Regions from separate parts of the Homo sapiens genome. Here region 2 is linked to region 1. Evidence: chromatin contacts called from ENCODE Hi-C or POLR2A ChIA-PET data. All regions are on one chromosome and are shown on one strand. The core of a region is the stretch at or near the end of the contact, and the rest is flanking DNA. Distances in the headings are between cores, read along the strand shown.

Evidence for each region. Hi-C counts contacts between places; a loop is a spot of excess contacts on that map. ChIA-PET counts read pairs that join two places held with the same protein, here RNA polymerase II (POLR2A). Pooled maps may share reads with other maps.
Region 2: a loop to region 1 is called in a map of DLD1, with 5 times the contacts of the local background. The contact joins two enhancer-like sites. A Hi-C loop is called at or near these places in 3 of 168 maps with a recorded cell type or tissue (DLD1, G401 and endothelial cell of hepatic sinusoid) and 5 of 50 pooled maps. POLR2A ChIA-PET finds 5 or more read pairs at or near these places in 2 of 52 experiments (WTC11 and activated naive CD4-positive, alpha-beta T cell).

The regions. Positions count from the first base shown.
Region 1 is chr3:37,885,240-37,889,749 of GRCh38, forward strand. All of the region lies in intron 1 of CTDSPL (CTD small phosphatase like), which reads left to right. Among named protein-coding and RNA genes, the nearest start is that of CTDSPL, 26 kb to the left of the region's middle. Within about 2 kb of position 1,877, at least 2 of the 41 ENCODE cell types and tissues checked have a DNase peak (open chromatin) inside an H3K27ac peak, as active enhancers do.
Region 2 is chr3:37,959,162-37,963,671 of GRCh38, forward strand. The region is part of intron 3 of CTDSPL (CTD small phosphatase like); the gene reads left to right. Among named protein-coding and RNA genes, the nearest start is that of MIR26A1, 8.0 kb to the right of the region's middle. RefSeq lists an enhancer at 2,704-3,315. Within about 2 kb of position 2,639, at least 3 of the 41 ENCODE cell types and tissues checked have a DNase peak (open chromatin) inside an H3K27ac peak, as active enhancers do.

The sequences.
Region 1 (4,510 bases), core at 627-3,126:
GCCAAAGTGGGGTTTCAGAGTTTGACATTTTATAGGAATTCTGGGCAACCTGGAGTTTAATAGGTAGCCATGGAAGTAAAGGAACGATCATAGAATGTGGGTAGGTCAGAGGGTTGTGTTGCTGGAAGTTTCAGTGTTCTTCCTCATGGATGAGAGCATTTCCCAGGGAGGTGACAGGAATTCTTTTGGAGAAGAAGATTTTGAGGCAGGTAGAGATTGTCTTCAAGGATGGAAAGAAAGTTGACTCCTCAGGGAAGGCTTGATGAAGAGACCTAGTAGTGTCGTGGTGTGAGCTACTGTGGGGTAGCAGGAAGTTTGCTGACCCTCTCTCCCAAGGCTGGGAACCTGGACCCTGGCAGAAGTCTCTCTTCGAGGCTGAAGAGCAAAACCAGGTTTGCAGTACCAGAGACTGGCAGGAAAAATGATCTGGAAACGAAGAAGAATGCTCTGCAGAAGCTTCTTAGCAAAGGGACAAGGGGTCTGGGGTACAGGTGAGCAGGAAAAAAGATGTGAGAAAGTAGGTTCTGAAGAGAGACAGACTAGTGCTAGGAAGGGCTGATCTGCAAAGGGGTGGAGATTTATATGCAGGTTTTCCAAAGGAAATGCCAAATGGTATATTTCTTTTAATCACAAAGTAGTGTCTGCTTACTACAGAGAGAACTGAAACTACAGCCAAGCAAACAGCAAAAACAAGTAAACAAAAGAAGCGTAAGAACTACCCACAATCTCAGGGTCCTGGAGCTTTTCCAGTTGACATGTTCCTCCCCTCCATTTCCCACTGCCACAGCTTCAGGTCAAGGCCACAAAGGCCACATTGCTTTTAGAATGAGCTTGTGCTCTGGTTCCCAAGTGTCTCTAACTGAGCCCCCAGGGCTGCCTGAACCCCACCCTTCACGTCCTACTTGGGCTGCCAAAGTCATCTTCCCAAAACATGACTTTTCCTCAGTCACTTTTCTTATTAGATTTTATCATATTCCACATCCCTTCCCTGGCCCTCAAGGGTGCCTGTAACCTAGAACCATCTTACCTTTCCACCCTTGTTTCCAAACCTTCCGCTTTACTTAGACATGCCTTCCCATTTCCCTCCCGACCCACTTCCCTCACAGCCTCACATCTGGGTCTCTGTCCCCTCACTAGGATGTCTGCCCTATCACAATGACCAGTCCCATCCAGATTATGCCAGTTGTCGAGGTCCCATACCCTACTTTAGCCCATAGTGATTTTTGCCCTTCCAGTTACTCATCTGATCACCCCTTTTAGGATTTACATTAGTTCTGTTCCAGTAAAGGCTTAGGTAGGAAGCACAGGATGTAGAGCTGAGTTGAACCTATTCCCCTGATCTTACTAATGAGGTGCCTGATATTCAGAGAGACCAAGGGACATCCCCAAAGTCAACCAGCAATCCATTAGAGCTGAGCCTAGTACCTTGATTCTCAGACATGAATGCTACTTGTTGAATTGAAAATTGCATTCATAATACATCTCTTCATAGATTCCTGGCCAGGAAGCCCCAGAGACCAAAACAGTGGTTATCAATATTTAGAATATATCAGATTTACCTGGGGAGCTTTATCAAAATCCACACTCCTAAGCCCAATAGGGGGAAACTCTGATGTGGTAGGTTTAGGGTAAGACCTGAGTATTTCCAAGAAAACCTCCCTGGATGATCCTGACACAGGGAGCTTTCAGATCATCCTTTGAGAAAATCTGCTTTAGAGCTCATTCTTTGGTTCGGCTTTCTCTTTTGAGCTCACTGATATCATCCCTGTGGACACTGAAGCTTTTCTGAAGCTTTCTCATCTCAGGAATTGGTTTGGGTTACTCTACAATCAGATTTCCATCCAGGATGTCACGGCAGTGGCTCAGTACTGCAGCCTGTGTACCTTCTCAGCCAAACTGGCCTGGGCCCAAGCTTGGGCCAGGTTATTTTTCAAAGTACTCTTGGGCATACTGTGACACAATATTGAGCATAGTAGAATTCTTGTGGGAAACGCTCCGTTTGTCAAGGTGTTTGTGAGCACCTTCTGAAGTGTGGATGCCTAGCCTCTGTGGCCTGCCAACTGTCTGCACCACAGGTTAACCAAACCCAAACTGTCTGCACCCAAGTAAACCCAATCCAAACATGAGCCTTGAGCTTGCCAAACCCCAGCACATGGAGACCTGGGCCAGGATTAGGAGGTAGAGAGGCAGTTTGTATAGTGATGAGGGCAAGGCTCTGGGGCACACTGCCTGGGTTTGTATCCCAGTTCCACGGTTTCTAGCTGTGTGACCTTTAACATGTTTCCTCATCTATAAAACAAGAACTCAAACTATAAAAATAATTATATTCTACAAAATAAAAATAATTCCTAGCTCCCAGGATGGTTATAAGGATAACAAATCTATGCATGTGAAGCGCTTAAAACAGTGTTTGGCGCATAGTAAGTGTTCAATAAGGGCTTGCTATTGTTAAAATTATTTCTTGAAAACTGGGGTGAAATACTTAGACTGCAAAGAGATAACTCAGTATGCGTCTGTGCAGTTATCAGTCTAAAAGTTATCAATTATCTCCTGGTTGCATGCATGAGCATAGATCCGAAGAATGACAAGCGATATAGTAATAGCTCCTCCAAATGCTGCCTGGACCTCTGAAGACAATTTAAAAATGCTAGGTATTTCCCAGCAATAAGGTCAAGCCTTGCATAATTTAAGAAATATACAGCAATTCCACATTTTGGTGCTTTGATAAGGTGGCAGTTACATAACAGGCTGCAACCACGCAGATGAGCAGAGCCAAAGGTGGGGGAGAGGGTGTTCTGAAAAGATGTGTGAGTGTTGGAGTGAAGGCTGTGCGAGATGAAAGACATGGCAGCAGTTACAGTCTTCATAAAGTTTGGGTCTGAAGGATCCACGCATGCCCTGTGACATTATAAATGGCCTGACAGCAGGAAAAACATCTCCTGACATTTACTGTCAGGCTAACACCAATGGGAGGAATGAAAGTTTGCCTTATATTTGTCATATTACCAATGTTTTCTTATTCCTTGATAATGTTTTTAAGCTAAAAGTAAGATTGCATCAGTCTCTAAGGTGACACAAAGCTGAATTTGTCTCTAGAATTTATATGTTTTATCAAACTTTTGCAAAAGACTCAACTTAGAGTGTTGCCAAAGCATCACCTTCCTGTATCACGTTGCCAAGTTAACTTTTCTTGATGCTCCGACTTAGTGGTGCCATTCTCCAAATTCCAAGTACAGGAGAGCCCTAGAAGGGTGTCAGAAAGCAGGTTGCAGTAGCTTACTTCTGTTTTTGGGTAGGAGATGCTGGTCCGTGAGCACTCAGCAAGTGATCCTGTGTGCTAACCACTAAAATACTTAGACCACCCTGTTTGAGTTGTATGATATCTCTTTAAAAGGGAACTGACTGGTTTACATAGATTGCGTAGTATTTATCATAACATAATGCTCAGACTTTTAGAGACCAGAAAGCCAGTTTGTTTGGGGGACCATCTTTAGGCCTAGCATCATCCTCATCTCCTAGAAGTGGCCAGAATAGCTTGGTTGTTGCCCAACCTTTTTGGATATGATGCTGTAGCTGGGGGCCTTTAGATCCAGGGGTAAGGAGAGTGCTAAAGGGCACTGCCACCAGCCAGGGCAGGCTGAAAGCTTTGGCTCTGCCTCAGCACTTGTTAGCCTACCATTTTCCTTAGCAAGAAGCTGCTGTGGAATGAGTTCCTGGGAGTGGATGAGGCCCAGGTAAGCCTTGTTGGATTGAAATGTATAATCTTACCTCTGGGTCTTTTAAAATAAATCAAATTTTAATATTTACAAATGATAACAGAATTTGGAATGAAGATTTTCTTTTTATTGCTGCCTGTCCAAGCACCATGGGAGATCAGAATGTTAGCTTGATGGCTGAGTAGCAGGCAGTAAGCAGGGAGGCCTTAGCTAGCTGTAACTTTTATTTATTCATGTACTCCCTCCTCAATACAGGACGTGGACCACACTGTGCCGTAGAGGGAGGACGTTGACATAACACGATCTGACCTCAAGCCCTTATATATAAGGCATTAATTTGGATATCAAACTGTTTGAAATTTTTTGTAATAAAGTTTTTTAAAACTTAGCACATTTGAGGATAAGAAGGAGATCTTGGAAAATAAAAATATCACTAACTAAACAATTATAAAATGTAATAGAAGGGCTAGAAAATGAAATCGGCGGTTTCCAAAAGGTAGAATGAAAAGATGAAGAGACAGAAAATAGGGGAGAAACAACAAATAAAACTTTAAATGGCACATCCAGGAGGTTCAATATCTGGCTAATAGGAGTTCCAGGAGAACACAGAAAAGAGAGAAAAGGAAATTATCAAAGAAATAATGTGAGAGAATTTTCAGAACTGAAGGTCAAGACACTCTATTTTGAAAGATGTTTTCAATCTAGAGGCCAATACAATGAATGGAAAAAATTAGCCACACCTAGGCACATTATAATCGACATCCCAAATGCCAGAAATAATCATAAAAGCTTTT
Region 2 (4,510 bases), core at 1,389-3,888, 75 kb after region 1:
GCCTGTGGTGACCAGAGCAGCTGCATCTGGGGTCCCTATCTGTGCCTGTCACCTCACCCCTCTTTTTTCATTCGCATGTTGCTCTGTTTGTATGTGTAGGTTTGGTCTTTTAATTTTTTACTAAACAGTAATTCAAGCTCATGGTTAATTTTTAAATATTGACGGATTTGGGATTAACACCTGTGGGAATACATACATACACACGTACGTGAAGTTGAAAGATTAAAGCAAAGAGAAAATATCTCTCAATGTAATCCTACTGCCTTCTAGGCAGTACCACTTTTTAATATATGTCATTTATCCTTCCAGAAGTTTTCCAGACAAACACAAACATATTTATATAAATGAAATTGTGTTGTATTCACCATTCTGCAAATTGCTTGTTACTTTCTAACAAGATGCCTTGAACATCTTTCCAAATATTAGTAGGTATATATCTGCCTCATTGTTTTATATTTCATTGATGGCATTTACTTTGTTTCCACTTCTGTGCTATTACAAATATTTCTCTTAAAAATATCCTCTTTTCTGTGTGCTTATGGACTTGTGTGATAGTTCTTTGTGATCAGTTTCTATTTGTGGAAATGCTAGGTCAAAGGATATATTTTACAGTATTGGTACATTAAAACCAAATTATCCTCCAAAAGCTTATGCTAATTTACATTCTCATGAATTATCTATGAGAGTGCCTCATACCCTTACTGAAAATGATAATCAAATGTTTCAATCTTTGCTAATCTGAAAATAAAGAATAGTATCAGGCCAGGCGCAGTGGCTCACACCTATAACCCAAGCACTTGGAGAGGCCGAGGAGGGCAGATGGCTTCAGCTCAGAAGTTCGCGACCAGCCTGGGCAACATGGTGAAACCCCATCTCTATAAAATATACACAAAATTAACTGGGCATGGTGGCCGGGTGCGGTGGCTCACACCTGTAATCCCACTGAGGCCGAGGTGGGCGGATCACCTGAGATCAGGAGTTCCAGACCAGCCTGACCAACATGGAGAAACCCCATCTCTACTGAAAATACAAAATTAGGCTGGGCGTGGTAGCTCACGCCTGGAATCCCAGCATTTTGGGAGGCTGAGGTGGGCAGATCACCTGAGGTCGGGAGTTCAAGACCAGCCTGACCAACTTGGAGAAACCCCATTTCTACTAAAAATACAAAATTAGCCGGGTATGGTGGCACATGCCAGTAATCCCAGCTACTCAGGAGGCTGAGGCAGGAGAATCACTTGAACCCGGGAGGTGGAGGTTGCGGTGTGCTGAGATCATGCCATTGCACTCCAGCCTGGGCAACAAGAGCAAAACTCTGTCTCAAAAAAAAAAAAAAAAAAAAAAAAAATATATATATATATATATATATATATATATACACACACACACACACACACACACACACACACACACACACACAATTAGCTGGGTGTGGTGGTGCATGCCTTTAATCCCAGCTAACTCGGGAGGCTGAGGCAGGAGAATCACGTGAACCCGGGAGGCGGAGGTTGCAGTGAGCCAGGATGGCACCACTGCACTCCAGCCTGGGCTACAGAGCCAGACCCTGTCTCACAAACAAAACAAAACAAAACAAAGATTGGTATCAGTTTATTACTTTGATTTGCATTTCTTTATCAATGAGTTTGAACAGCTTTTCACAAGTTCATTGGCTTTCTTCTTCTCTATTCATTTCCTGTAGTTTTTTATGCTGTGTTGCTTGTCGTTTTAAATTTTAAGGAAATTAATACTTTTCCCCAAATGTATGATATATCTTTTGGCCTTTTTTGTTTATAATTATTTTGGCCACAAGGAAGTTTTAGTTTTATATAAGTAAATATTAATATCATCCTTTATGCTCCTTGATTTTATATTTTCTTCTAGTATTTTAATAGTTTTTAATAGTTTCACCATTATACCTTTAAATCTTTGATCCATTTGGAATGTATGTTGGTGTAAGGCATGAAGTAGGAAGCTATCCTTTTTTCCAAGTGGCTACTCAGTTGTCCCAGCACCATTTATTGAGTAATCATGTTTTGCACGCCTATTGGAAATGACATCTTTATCCTTACCATTAGTATCGTTCATCTCCCAACTATGAGCCAGGATTTAGGGCCTTCCTTAGTGGGAAGCTTCATGGGCTGTTTGGTGAACGTCGGGTATTGAAGTATTAGGAAAAGATGCAGAGGGAACGAAAGTTTGAAACTGCTGAAGTATGGGTGGTCATGAATTGAGGTGAGCACTCGAATGCCTTGGCCCCAGTGAGGAACGCCACTGAGGCTGTGTCCTGAGTCCTACCGATCCCATACTTTTGCTTAAATTACACAGCACACAGATGCTCACAAACATGAGGCTGGCAGTGTAACCGAGCCATAAAAATGCTGAAAGGGGAGAGGATTTGTTTTCTAACAGCTATGTTTCTATGCTATTTGCCTAAGGCTTTTAATACAGCAATAGTACACTTCTTTCCACGAAAACATTATGAAGAACATACAAGCAGGACAGCTATTCTAATTAAAAGCAGTCTAGAGTTCCTCTTGCTCCCCTCCTGCGTTAGGCCCTGACATCCACCTGGAGCTCTGAGGGCTTGAGGAGCACAGCGTGCAGACCTTAAGCCTGAGAAATCTTAAGTAAGGAAACAATAATCCAATGTACCAGGAAGAGGTACTACATCTGTAAGATTTATGAGAGTTTGTGGGATGGGCACTCCAAGAGGAAATAAGCTTAGTGTTAACTATTCATGGCTGCCAGTTCTCTGCCAAGGACAGGAAATTTCAGATTTACTCCCAGGAAAGGAACAGGAATGAATACCATTCCCAAACCGTGGATGGCAAGCCGTGGTCCCTTCCTCCTCCACCCACCCCCCGGCAATGCTCTTTGTGTACATTTGAGCAAGTCATTTTGTATAAGAAAGACCTTTCTTGATGTGACTGGTATTTCTCTTGTTCTTCAGCTTTATGAAGACTTCAGAGAAAACTTGGTGCAGGACATTTCTTAGTTAATGATTCAAGCATCACCTGAACAGATCAATTGAAGTAACAAAGCACTGTGTATTGTCATTATATAGCATCCTTACATTTCCAAGGATGCAGCTGTCCCAAAGAATTCTTACCCATGGGCTGAAGAATTTGCATTAATCTAAAGCCAAGCTCTCAGGGAAGCTGTGTGCATTTAGGAAACAGCAGAGGATTAATGGAACCTCCTAGCCTGTTGCCTCCCAACTTGGCCTTGTTCCCTGCAGCACAAATTAAAATCAATTGCTTGCTTAATATGAGTCTCACCCTTCTCCATCTTTTCTCTCTTAGATCGTACCATGAGGGGTTTTACTTACTGTTAACTTTTCTCTCTTAGATTGCACCATGAGGGGTTTTACTTACTGTTAAAGAATGCTTGTAAAGTGTGGGTTAACTGTGCTAAGAAAGTAATCTTTATTCTTGGGTTTGGAAAATGAACCACTTTTGGCAGATCTTTGATGTTTTCAGAGATGCTAGGGTTAGAATTTCTAGATCCTTATTTTCCAGGCTAACAATTAAATTAATAAGTTAAAACATTTTAGTAGTTTATAAACGCATAGGAAAAGGACTGGATAGACACTAATGTCAAAAGGGAGACATAGAAAAGAGAATGATTGTGTTTTACTCTCATAGGTCTATAATCTTTACAATGAGAATGTGTTTTATATTAAATAGTTGTGTAATAAAAATTCAAACAAATTTTATTCTGGTCACAAGCATGCTTTCTGCTCTGTCCCAGACAACAAAAATGACCCACATTCTCTCTACTATGTTCACTTAGCTCATCACACTCTGCCTTTTTAAAAACACCTTTTGATAGAAAACTTTTTGCAAATTTAATTTTTTAAAAATAACCTGCTGACTCACTGGTTTGTAATGGAGGACAGAGTCCTTTCTAGATCCTCGAATTTCGTGCCTGTCTCCAAGGCACATCCCCACATCCCGTCACAGTGCTGCAGGATTAGGGAGGATTGCTTCCAGCTGAAAGAGATGGGAGGCCATAAAGGCTCTTTCTTCTGGATGACGTTGGAAAGGAAGAAACATGGAGTTAGAAATGCTTATGTCTCCACACGTAGCCTCTTCCTGGGCAACCCTGGACAGTCTCTGTCTGCCAAGGTGATCATTGTACTTGCAAATTTACCTAACCTGTTGACTGCCTGTGTTACATTTACTATTGAACCAGCTAGAGTTCAAAATTAACTTTTGATCACTGACTTTCAGTTTGAACCAAAAAAATAAAAAGAGGAAAGAGCCACGTAAAAGGAAATACAGCTTGATTTCATTTTTTTCTTGTTTTATTTGATGAACTAAATTGTCCATTCTTCAGGGGCTCAGAATAGATATTTCCTTTTGTTTTGTATCAAATATTAAAGAGAGTTTGACCTTCTTTGCAGGTCAGAAAATTAATTAGTTAACTCTGGATATTGAATATGCCACAAAGTAGACTAAAATACTTCAGATCATTTCTAGAATGAGGCAAGGCCTAAAGAAATAAATCCTCT